Linked DNA regions of Mus musculus: region 2 is linked to region 1. The links are chromatin loops, found by intact Hi-C in ENCODE. Cell type or tissue: heart. All regions are shown on one strand.

What was found. Peaks named below come from ENCODE experiments on the same cell type or tissue, not always from the same donor. Only the 100,000 strongest peaks of a DNase experiment are listed, where the experiment ranks them.
Region 2: a loop joins it to region 1, with 2.0 times the contacts of the local background. A loop is called at or near these places in 2 of 42 quality-filtered maps.

Annotation. Positions count from the first base shown.
Region 1 is chr9:60,817,246-60,822,245 of GRCm38, reverse strand. All of the region lies in intron 1 of Uaca (uveal autoantigen with coiled-coil domains and ankyrin repeats), which reads right to left. Among named protein-coding and RNA genes, the nearest start is that of Uaca, 25 kb to the right of the region's middle. In heart, a CTCF peak has its summit at 2,671 (motif pointing left); no DNase peak of the experiment used is centred here; H3K27ac peaks cover 1,211 bases.
Region 2 is chr9:60,716,201-60,721,200 of GRCm38, reverse strand. All of the region lies in intron 1 of Larp6 (La ribonucleoprotein domain family, member 6), which reads right to left. Among named protein-coding and RNA genes, the nearest start is that of Larp6, 5.6 kb to the right of the region's middle. In heart, CTCF peaks have their summits at 2,013 (motif pointing right) and 2,715 (motif pointing left); no DNase peak of the experiment used is centred here.

The DNA of each region.
Region 1 (5,000 bases):
TGCACAGGTAATTCTCACCTGCTCCATGGCAACCCTTCAGAGATTGACAAATTTCTTTGTGAAAGGTTGGGCAATGTTTTGAGCTTAGCAGACAAACACATTCTCGGCTGCAGCTTCTCTACTCTGCCACCGTAGAATAGAAACAGCCACAGACAGAATGTGTAGCTATTTGAATGTTCCCCACAGGCTAAGAGATTGGAACACTTGGTTCCCAGTTGATGCACTGTTGCGGGAGGTTTAGGTGGTTCAGCCTTGCTAGAGGAGTGCCACACTGGAGGTGGGCTTTGAGATTAACAGCCCTGGGCCATTTCTATCGCTCTTTCTGCTTTGTGCTTGCAGTTCACCACCGGAGCTCTCAGATTCCTGCTTCTGCTACCATGCTGGCTATTAGCTAGCTTGCCTCTGCTCTCCCACAATGGAGGAATGCACGGCAGCACACAGGCAGACCAGTTGCTGGAGAAGTTGAGAGTTCTGCATCCAGATCCACAGGCTGCAGGAAGAGAGAAACCCTGGGCCTGGTTTGGGCCCATTTCCTCCAACAAGGCCATGACTCCTAATCCTTTCTAATAGTGCCACTCCCTAAGCATTCAAATATAGGAGCCTCTGAAGGCCATTCTTATTCAAACTACCACAGGGTCTTAGCCGTTCTGCGAAGAATCCAAAGCCTACCTGAACTGGAAAATGGTGATAATCCTCCTGTATTAGGGGGTTAGCAAAGTTGATTAGCACAGAGATAAATAAATCAAAGGGAAAGGGGTAAACTGGGTAAATGCAGGTTCTTTAAAGGGTAAATCAGTCTGATTGGTTGCTAGAAGAGTGGCCCTGGCCAAAATTAACCTAAGATTTCCCAGATGGTTAGTGTCAGTCATCAAGAACAAAAGCTATGAGACTGGCCTCTGGGCATGTCTGTTGAGGGGCATCCTAATCAATTGATTAAGTTGGGAAGACTTGCCCACTGTGGGTGGCACCACTCCCTGGGCAGGAGACCCTAAGCTGTGTAAGGAGAAAGCAAGCTGAGCACTCCCATGCAGACTAGCATCCATCACTCGCTTCTGACTGTGGACATAGGGATGTAACAAGACTAGCTGCTTCCGGCTCCTGGTGCCTTGACTCCCCTACCACGAAGGGCAGTAATATCCTTGAACTGTAAGTGAACATAAACCTCTTCTCCTTTAAATTGCTTTCGTCAGTGTATTTTATCACAGCGGCAGGAAAGAAAACTAAGACCGTCAGCGTTTACTGAGGCAGCACCTCACGCAGCTCTCAACCATAACCAAGACAGTTTATTACCATCTTCATTCTGCCCATGAAAAGAATCTTGCAGTCGCTCAGTGACTATCCGCATTGCACAGTTGCCAATGCCAGCTAAAACTCCAGCCCTGGGCTAGCCCTGAAGTACCTTTTTTCCTATGTCATACTGTCAAAAAAAAAAAAAAAAAAAAAAAAAAGGGTAAAGATTTACTAATTGGTTATAAAAGTGAGGCTGGAGAGATGGTCAGGATAAAGCCCTTGCCAGGCAAGCATTAGAACCCAGTCAGGTAGGTGTGATGATGGCCTGTCTAGAGACTACAGAGTCCTAGGGTGAGCTGGCTAGCTGATGGGAAAGCCTTGGCCAAAGACCTTACATCAGCAAATGAAGAGGGACAGGAAGACACCCAAGTCAATCTTTAGCCTTTTCAGGCATGCATGTGTGTCCTGCCCCCCCCCCACCCCACCCCCCCACACACAAATACACTATGAACAAACACACAAAGTAGACAGGAGAATATTTATACCTAAAACTCAGTTCTAAGGCTGAATTCTGTTGAATAAACATATTATTCATCAGATTTTTTATACTCCAATTGTTCTTATAGATGCAACAGCCAAGAGTCTAAAACAATATACCTTTGTTCTCTACTCAGTAAATCTGAAGTTTTTGCCACAGAAATTCAGGCTCTGCAAATTCATACAAGTTATGTCTTCAGTATAACTTTTTAAAATGCAAAACAAAAAATTTAAGGCAAATTAATGATGAATCAAAACAATGGGTGATGCATCTCAGGCACTTTAAACACCACAGCAGTCATTCGGAAGCTTCCACACCCCTTTCTAAACTACACGCAGGGGGAATTTTGTTCTACAACGGTGTGTTCACGGTAGGAAAAAAAGCAAATACTAAATAAAATACTAATATATGTTCTAAACAAGATGGGAGAGAGGCAAAAAAGGGAAGAAGAAAAATCACCATGAAAACCATTCTATTGGGAGCTGGAGAGATGGCTCAGCAGTTAAGAACGTGGAAGCTGTTGCAGCAGATCCTTTCAGTTTCCAGCACCCACATCAAGCGGCTCACAACTGTCCACAATTCTAGCTCCAGAGAGAACTGATGCCTCTGGCTTCTGTGGGCACTGCACTCACATGTACATGCCCAAACTTGGATACATACACATAATTAAAAATAAATCTTTTTAAAAAGATCATATTAATGTTCTTTTTTGTTACTGATATTTACAGAGTTTGTAATACCTAGATACACATTAAATCTTTAACTAAAAATGGAACCATAATATGTATATATTTCGCTTAAGTAATTATTCTTAATATAACTTCAACAGAAGTGCTGATAAATACTACCAATATGAAAACTGCCAAGGCTTTTATTAAAATATCAACCTCTCTGGCTCCCTCTGGTGGCCACTACAAGAAATCTGGTCTTTGCCTTGGGGTAAAAAACAAAAAACAACAACAAACAAACAAAATGATCCAACCAAGACTAGTTTTTGTTACTACAGGACATATGAATAAATTATTTGGGTACATAGTTTGGGCAGACAATGTACAACAGACACTTTCCAAATGAATCTCCTTATTATCCAACATAACAGGATACAATAACTGGACCAAGCTGTGTCCTGCAGAGAAGAATCTCTAAGAGTGCAGGAATCTAAACACATATCCTTGAAAAGCACTAGATTATCCTTCTGAGTGGTGCACATAGTGTGCTTCTTATAATAAATGTTCAGCTGAGACGTGCTTCATAGCTGCGCTGGGGTGTTCCCTTCAGAGTCTACTGATCTGCATGGAATCAGCGGCAGGCAGTTCCACCTATAGGGTTGCAGACCCCTTTAGCTCCTTGGGTACTTTCTCTAGCTCCTCCATTGGGGGCCCTGTGATCCATCCAATAGCTGACTGTGAGCATCCACTTCTGTGTTTGCTAGGCCCCGGCATAGTCTCACAAGAGAGAGCTCTATCTGGGTCCTTTCAGCAAAATCTTGCTAGTATATGCAATGGTGTCAGCGTTTGGAAGCTGATTATGGGATGGATCCCCGGATATGGCAGTCTCTAGATGGTCCATCCTTTTGTCACAGCTCCAAACATTGTCTCTGTAACTCCTTCCATGGGTGTTTTGTTCCCAATTCTAAGAAGGGGCCTAGCTCAGAGCTTCGTGGAAGGGGCGTGGTCTGCACTAATTCCAACCGAGGCATACCCACGACTGCCTCAAATGTGGTCATTATACAGTTAACACTTCCCCCATACAGCAAGCATTCCCCAGCAGACAGCAGTCGGGCACCAAATAACTTTTCTCTGCTTGTTTAAACAGTGACTCCTGAGAGACGGAGGTGGCTCAGTGGATAAAGCACTTGCTGTTTAAGCATGAGGACCTGAGTTCAGATCCCCAGAACCCAAGTAAAAGGCCAGAGAGGTGTGCCTTCTACCTATAATCCCAGCACTCCAGAGACCGAAACAAGGGACTGCCCCGGGGAAAGCTGACTAGACCTGGGAACTTCCTAGCTTGGGGAGAGACTGTGACTCAGTAAATAAACAGAGTGATCAAAAGAGATACCCAGTGTCAGCTTTGGTCCTCGGCCTGCATGCATATGCACGTACATCCCAAGCACATATAACCAGACATACACACTCACATCACATGCACATATACATGTGTTTGAGAAAGGAGACCTAAGACGCACAATTTAAAAACCCTCAAGATTCCCCGCACTTCTTTCACAATAAAGGGCTGCTAGGATAATTGATAATCTTAACTGATGGATTTTTAGCAAATTTAATAACTTTGAAATAGTAATTGTTTCCCCCCACACGCTGCAGTGAGGTATAGAATAGCTAAGAAGTTTCCCTTGTGATATTAAAGGATATTAAATTTCTAAATACAGTTGCTATTTGATTATGATAGAATTGGACTTCCCTAGGGAATCATCTTGTTCAGCTACAGGAACTAGCCTGTGGACCTCGCCACTGGAAAAGCAGATCAGTCAATCTTAGTTAGCGCTGATTCCTGTGACGAAGCCTTCCCTGGCTCCTGAAAGTCAGTCAGTAATACAAGAAACACAGAGTCCTATAAATTGTCACAGGGAACACCCACTGCCAACAAGTTGTGTGAGGCAGCAGACAACACTTCATGGAGGAAATCACCACCCTTCACACTGTCCTTCCAGCCGGAACAAGGACCTCTGTGGGAGGCTAAGTCAGCAGTCTCCATGCAGAGGGATGGACCCTGACCTGACTTAAGATACTTCCTGAATTATCCTTTAACCCAGAAATGGGGACACAACTGGGTGTACCTGGAGGAAATGACAGGGGTGTTCAGGACATATATTGGGTACTCTGACACCAGCCATGCAGAGATAGAGAAGGGAAGATGGAGGAGCGACCACGCCTCCGTCAGGGTCACTTTACAGCCTTGACTGACATACTGCCATTGTTCTGGCCCCCCCCCCATGCCAAGCTTCCTCCTCCACTGGGAGACTCTAGATGGAGGTACCACACACCCGCCAGCTATTCGGGTCTCATTATATAGTAATAAGATGAACTTTAACGTATCAGCAAAATTTCAGCGAGACTCTGTACCTCAAAACACAGTCAGGGTTGAGTCTGATTAAACGAAACTGAAGTGAACTTACTGAGGTGGCAAAAGGTCTTCTCCTAGTGGTCACGGGTGTCACCTAATAAAACTTTTTACAAACTTATGAGAAGCAGAGAAAACTGAAAATCTTAAGTAG
Region 2 (5,000 bases), 100 kb after region 1:
TTTTGATCCTCCAAACTGTATAGAGCTTTCTTCGCATGTGACTGTGCATGTGGTGTATGTTCATATGCATATGGGTACACATGTATGTGCTGGGTTGATCGGTGGGCCGCCATGACTGTGGGTGTTGGGGGATCTTTATGCTTGTACAGCAAATGCATTACCCACTGAGTTATCTCCCCAGCCCCAAGATGTTCCCTTTTGAGAGCACCCTGTTTTCATTTGGTGGATGTAGTAGCGCTCAGTGTACCGACTGGAGCTCTGACTTTTAAGACACCACCACCACCTCTGTACTCTGTATTGCCTGTTCTAATGCATTTCCCTGCTATTGCTTCGCTTCAAGGGACCAATAAATGGTTTTCCTTTTTTTTTCTTTTTTGTTTAAAATTTCAATAAGCTTATTTTAGAATCACTTTAGAGTTATGGAAAAGTTATTGAAATAGCACAGTGAGTTCCATATGCCTCAGTACAAACTTATTCATTATTAATGTCTCCCATTATTACAGTACACTTCTTAAGGAGATGCCAATTATGCAGCATCATTAGCTGAAGTACATAGCTTGTTTAGACTCCTTTGATTTCCCCCTAAAGGATCTCACCCAGGATTCCACACTACCTGCACTATATCTCCCAAGGCTCCTCTTGGTGGTGACTTTCTCCAGCTGTCCTTACCTTTGAGGACCTTGACAGTGTTGAAATATATGCTGTGGAATGTCTTGCCTTTGAGGTTTCTCTGATTGCCTCCACCATGGTTATTCTAAGGCAGGGCATCTGGGGAGGAGGACCCTAGAGGTAAACTTCCATCCTCCCTACATCATACCAGGATACAGTTAGCAACTGTTGCTGTGTGCCCATCAGGTCTCTCCACTGGGAAATCACTCCTTCCCCTTGGAAGACTGCAGAATCCCTCGCCCACTCTTCAGGAGGGAGTTTAAGCTCCATACTATTCATCTGAGAGGAGAGGGAGCTGATAATTTGCTGAGTGGGCTACGTGGACTCCCCTGCAGCTCTCTACCCATATTGCTTTTCTTCCTATTTGGCTCTAGACACGTAATGGGGGCAGGCTTCAATTCAGGGCAAACAGAGACCCATCTGGCTGAGCCTTCCACCCAAAGTAGAGAGGTTTTGCCCTGAAGCTCCCAGTTCCCCCTTAGCCTCCCCAGAATCCTGCGGTACAGTCAACTCCTTCAGAAGACAGCCTTGTTTCTTTGCTCCTGCTTGGCAGTGCCTGTCGTGTTGCCAGAGTCTCTTTGCTGGTAGGCAGAGGCTGGAAAATAGGTCTAAAGGGAAAATGTAAATTCAATTACCTTTCGGATATCACATCTCTTTTTTATTCCTGTATTTTCATGTCTTTCCCACCCAGAGCCTTGCTATGGTTGTATCTTCTCACCTCCTACCTCCTCCTGTACTGTATTTTGGGCTCCAGCCTCCTCCACACAATTGCCACATTGCATATTGTGAAGAAGGCATTGTAATATGCAGCTGTTGTACTTTAACATTATTACTACTAATTGCAGCAGGGTTTCCACTGCAAGCCTACAGTGCTTAGCTCCGTATTCCGATGCACTTAGAACCTGACTGTCTCCATCTTGCAAACTGATTTCTGGTGACTTCCTTCAAGGCCCGTTGCTCCAAGCGAATAGAAAGACCCCATGGTGCAAACTTTCTTACCTCAAACCTTTGCTCCTGCTATTCCTGATTCCTTGAACAGCATGTCCCGCTCTTGGCCCTGTATCTCAAAAGCGACTCTCCAGGAAGGAGCTCGCCACTCCTCGCTAAGGCTTGTCTATACTGTATCATAGCTCCTCATGTACGCATCTCACTAGCACCCTGAATCCTAAGTCGAAGGTAGGATTCATACTGGCTTCTCGTATTCTGGTACCATTTAAAAGGTTTGCACATAGTAGAGTTTTTACACATTGTGTATACTGTAAATAAAATAGGTGTTGTGATGGTATTTTTTTAAAGATTTATTTATTATTATATCTAAGTACACTGTAGCTGTCTTCAGATGCACCAGAAGAGGGCGTCAGATCTCATAACGGATGGTTGTGAGCCACCATGTGGTTGCTGGGATTTGAACTCAGGAGTCAAGATTATCATTTTAAAAAAAAAATAAAGGAAGTAAATACCAAAAATCTGTTATGTTCAAACTGAATTATTATACAAATTTATCTTAAAAAGCAGACCTGTGCCTGGAGAGGCCTGGGAAGTGATGGTGCCCGGGAAGAAACAAGCACTTTTTATTTTCAGCCTTGGTTTCTAAATGCTTTCTTACTAGTGTTTCAAAAGACCATGGATTCCTGTGGAAATGGCTAAATTCCATGACTGGAGTAGGAAAAGTACAAATTATGAAGTTTCCAAAAGTGAGGTTGTGCTCAAAACCAAGTAGACATGTTCCCAGAGGGTGCGCTGACGGCAGCATGGAGGGGTGTTCCCAGCTACATGACAGACTCTCAAGCATCCAAAATAACTGTAACTAATTATAACAAAAATAGGTAAAAATCCACGAGGAAAAGTTCACGTTTGAGAAAAGGCCCACATTTCAAAGGTGAGATAATTAAATATTTCTTCTTTCCTCACTGGGAGAAACACTTGGTCAATCCAGATGAGAAGGCAAAGCTCTTTTCCAAAGGAGAGCGGTTAGAGAGGTGGCTCAGTGGTTAGGATCAACAAGCTCATACCTGTTAACTCCAGGTCTGTGTATCTGGTGCCCTCTTCTGGCCCTAATAGGTACTGTCTGTACATGGGGCACAGGCAGGCATACGTGCAAGCAAAACATGTAAGATGTGAAACAAAATTTCAAATTTAAAGCAAATATCTCCCATTAAAAGAAAAAAAAGCCTGTGATTTGATGTCCCTGGTGCTGAAGTTCACATGTGTTTAGGGAAGACTGAGAACCAATGCTTCTTAAACTCACCCCAGAAAGTTGGATAGAATGAAATATTTGCAAATCCATTTCACAAGTGTTACTCTGTTATTAAAGCCAGACAGGGGCATTACAAAGAAGGAAGTTACAGTCCAATACCCCTGAGGAGCACAGATGCAAATAGATTTCAACAATACACTAAAAGGATGATTATCCAGCCAGCCATCAGAGAGTCGACCTGCAGTCCCAGCTACTTGGGAGGCTCAGGCGAGGAAACAGAACACACACACCTAAGAGTTTATTAGCCTGAGTGACATACTGAGACTCCATCCCCTAAAACTACAACAATAAACAAAAACAAAGGGACTGGGCCTGAAGAGACAGCCCAGCGGCCCACAGCACGAACTTCTCTCGCACAAGACCAGCGTTCAGTTCCCAGCACCCACGTCAGGCAGCTCACAGCCACATGTAACTCCAGCTCCAGGGGCATCCGATGCCTTCCGCTGGCATCCAAGGAAACTTGCGTGCCCATATGTACATAATTAATATACTTTTAAAATTGTTATTTAGAGTAAACAAAATTTCATCCATCATACTCTAACAGGAATTTTCCCCGGAGGGCAAGGCTGGCACAACGTATGCAAATCAAAACACTGTGATATATCACATTGATAAACGAGGGACAGGAAGACCGCAAAGACAGATCTGTATGATGGAGAAACACCCTTAACCAATTGTGTCACTTGAGGTGAGGTAATGGAGTGTCACGAAGAGCCTATGGAATACTCTTGCCAAAATGTTTAGTCCAAATTCAATTAACCCCTTAACCTCTAACTGCCACATCAACAGGAAGTCTACGGCACACAGGGATAGGTTAATGGAACTATGAAAACTGATCTAAACATGAAACATCTGAAAAAAATGTCTCGCCTTACATTCTTCAAATATTAAAAGCATTAGAAAGGAAGATGTTAAGAATGCTCCAGATCAGGGCTTTTTAAACTTCCCCCCTAGCAACACCTTTTGATATGAATTTTTATATGGCCTCAGATAGAGAGGCATATAAACTAAATATTTATTGATGACAAATAATAAATTTTACTTTAAAATAGCTCCTTGGTAATAATTTTTAAATTTTATTTCATGCCCATGGGTAGTTTGCTTGGGTGTATGTATGCTCTGCACCATCTGCATGCAGAGCCAGAGGCTGCCCTGGAACTGGAGTTACAGACGGTTGTGAGCTCTATGTGGGTGCTGGGAATCAAGTCCAAGTCCTCTGGAAAAGCGGCTGGTGCTCTTAACCGCGGAGCCATTTCTCCAACTCTCTAACTTTATCGTTTATTAAAGACAAAACAAATGGGCACAGCACTAGATGCCACGATTGCTGTGATGTAAGGTGCGAAGCCTAGGCTGATATTTGGCACTGCAGCATGGAGGACATCTCCCACATTTTTCCAAGGATGACTAATATTTAGATGAATAGTTTTTCATTGCCATTGCTGGCAACAGGGCCTTGCCATGAATATATAATGCAAAGTGTCAGAAAAACGTCTAGAGCCATTTCACAACCGACTGGAAGTTCTGTGTCAATGCCAAGCCAAAACTCATTTAACAATATTTTTGTGAAGCTAAAGTCAGGAACCGAGTGAGTGATTTTTTAAAATCAACCAATCAATTAATCAATCAATCAATAGAGTCTTTGCTGCTCTTCTAGAGGACCTGAGTTAGATTCTCAGCACCCATTTTGGGCCGCTTACAACCACTGGCAAGCCCAGTACCAGGGGATTGGACACCATCTCTGGTCTCAGTGGGCACTGGTACTCATCTACAATTCACATACATAAATAAAAATAAGATGTTAAAATTAAACAATTAAAAAATAAATTAATTTTATATACACCAAGGAATAGCTAACTAGGAAAATGTAGAGAGTCCATGTTTTCCATAATTAAACCATTATGTTTCTCTGAGTGCAGAAAACTTTGCACACAGCAGAAACAAGGTGATCTGTATCATTGTAACTCAAATCTGAGGTGAGCGGTTTGGGGCAGCATTTGCTGGCACTGGGTGGGGTGGCAGTATGCACCTGGCAAAATGTGCACCCTATGCTCAGAACTAAGGCTGCCGAGCAGTC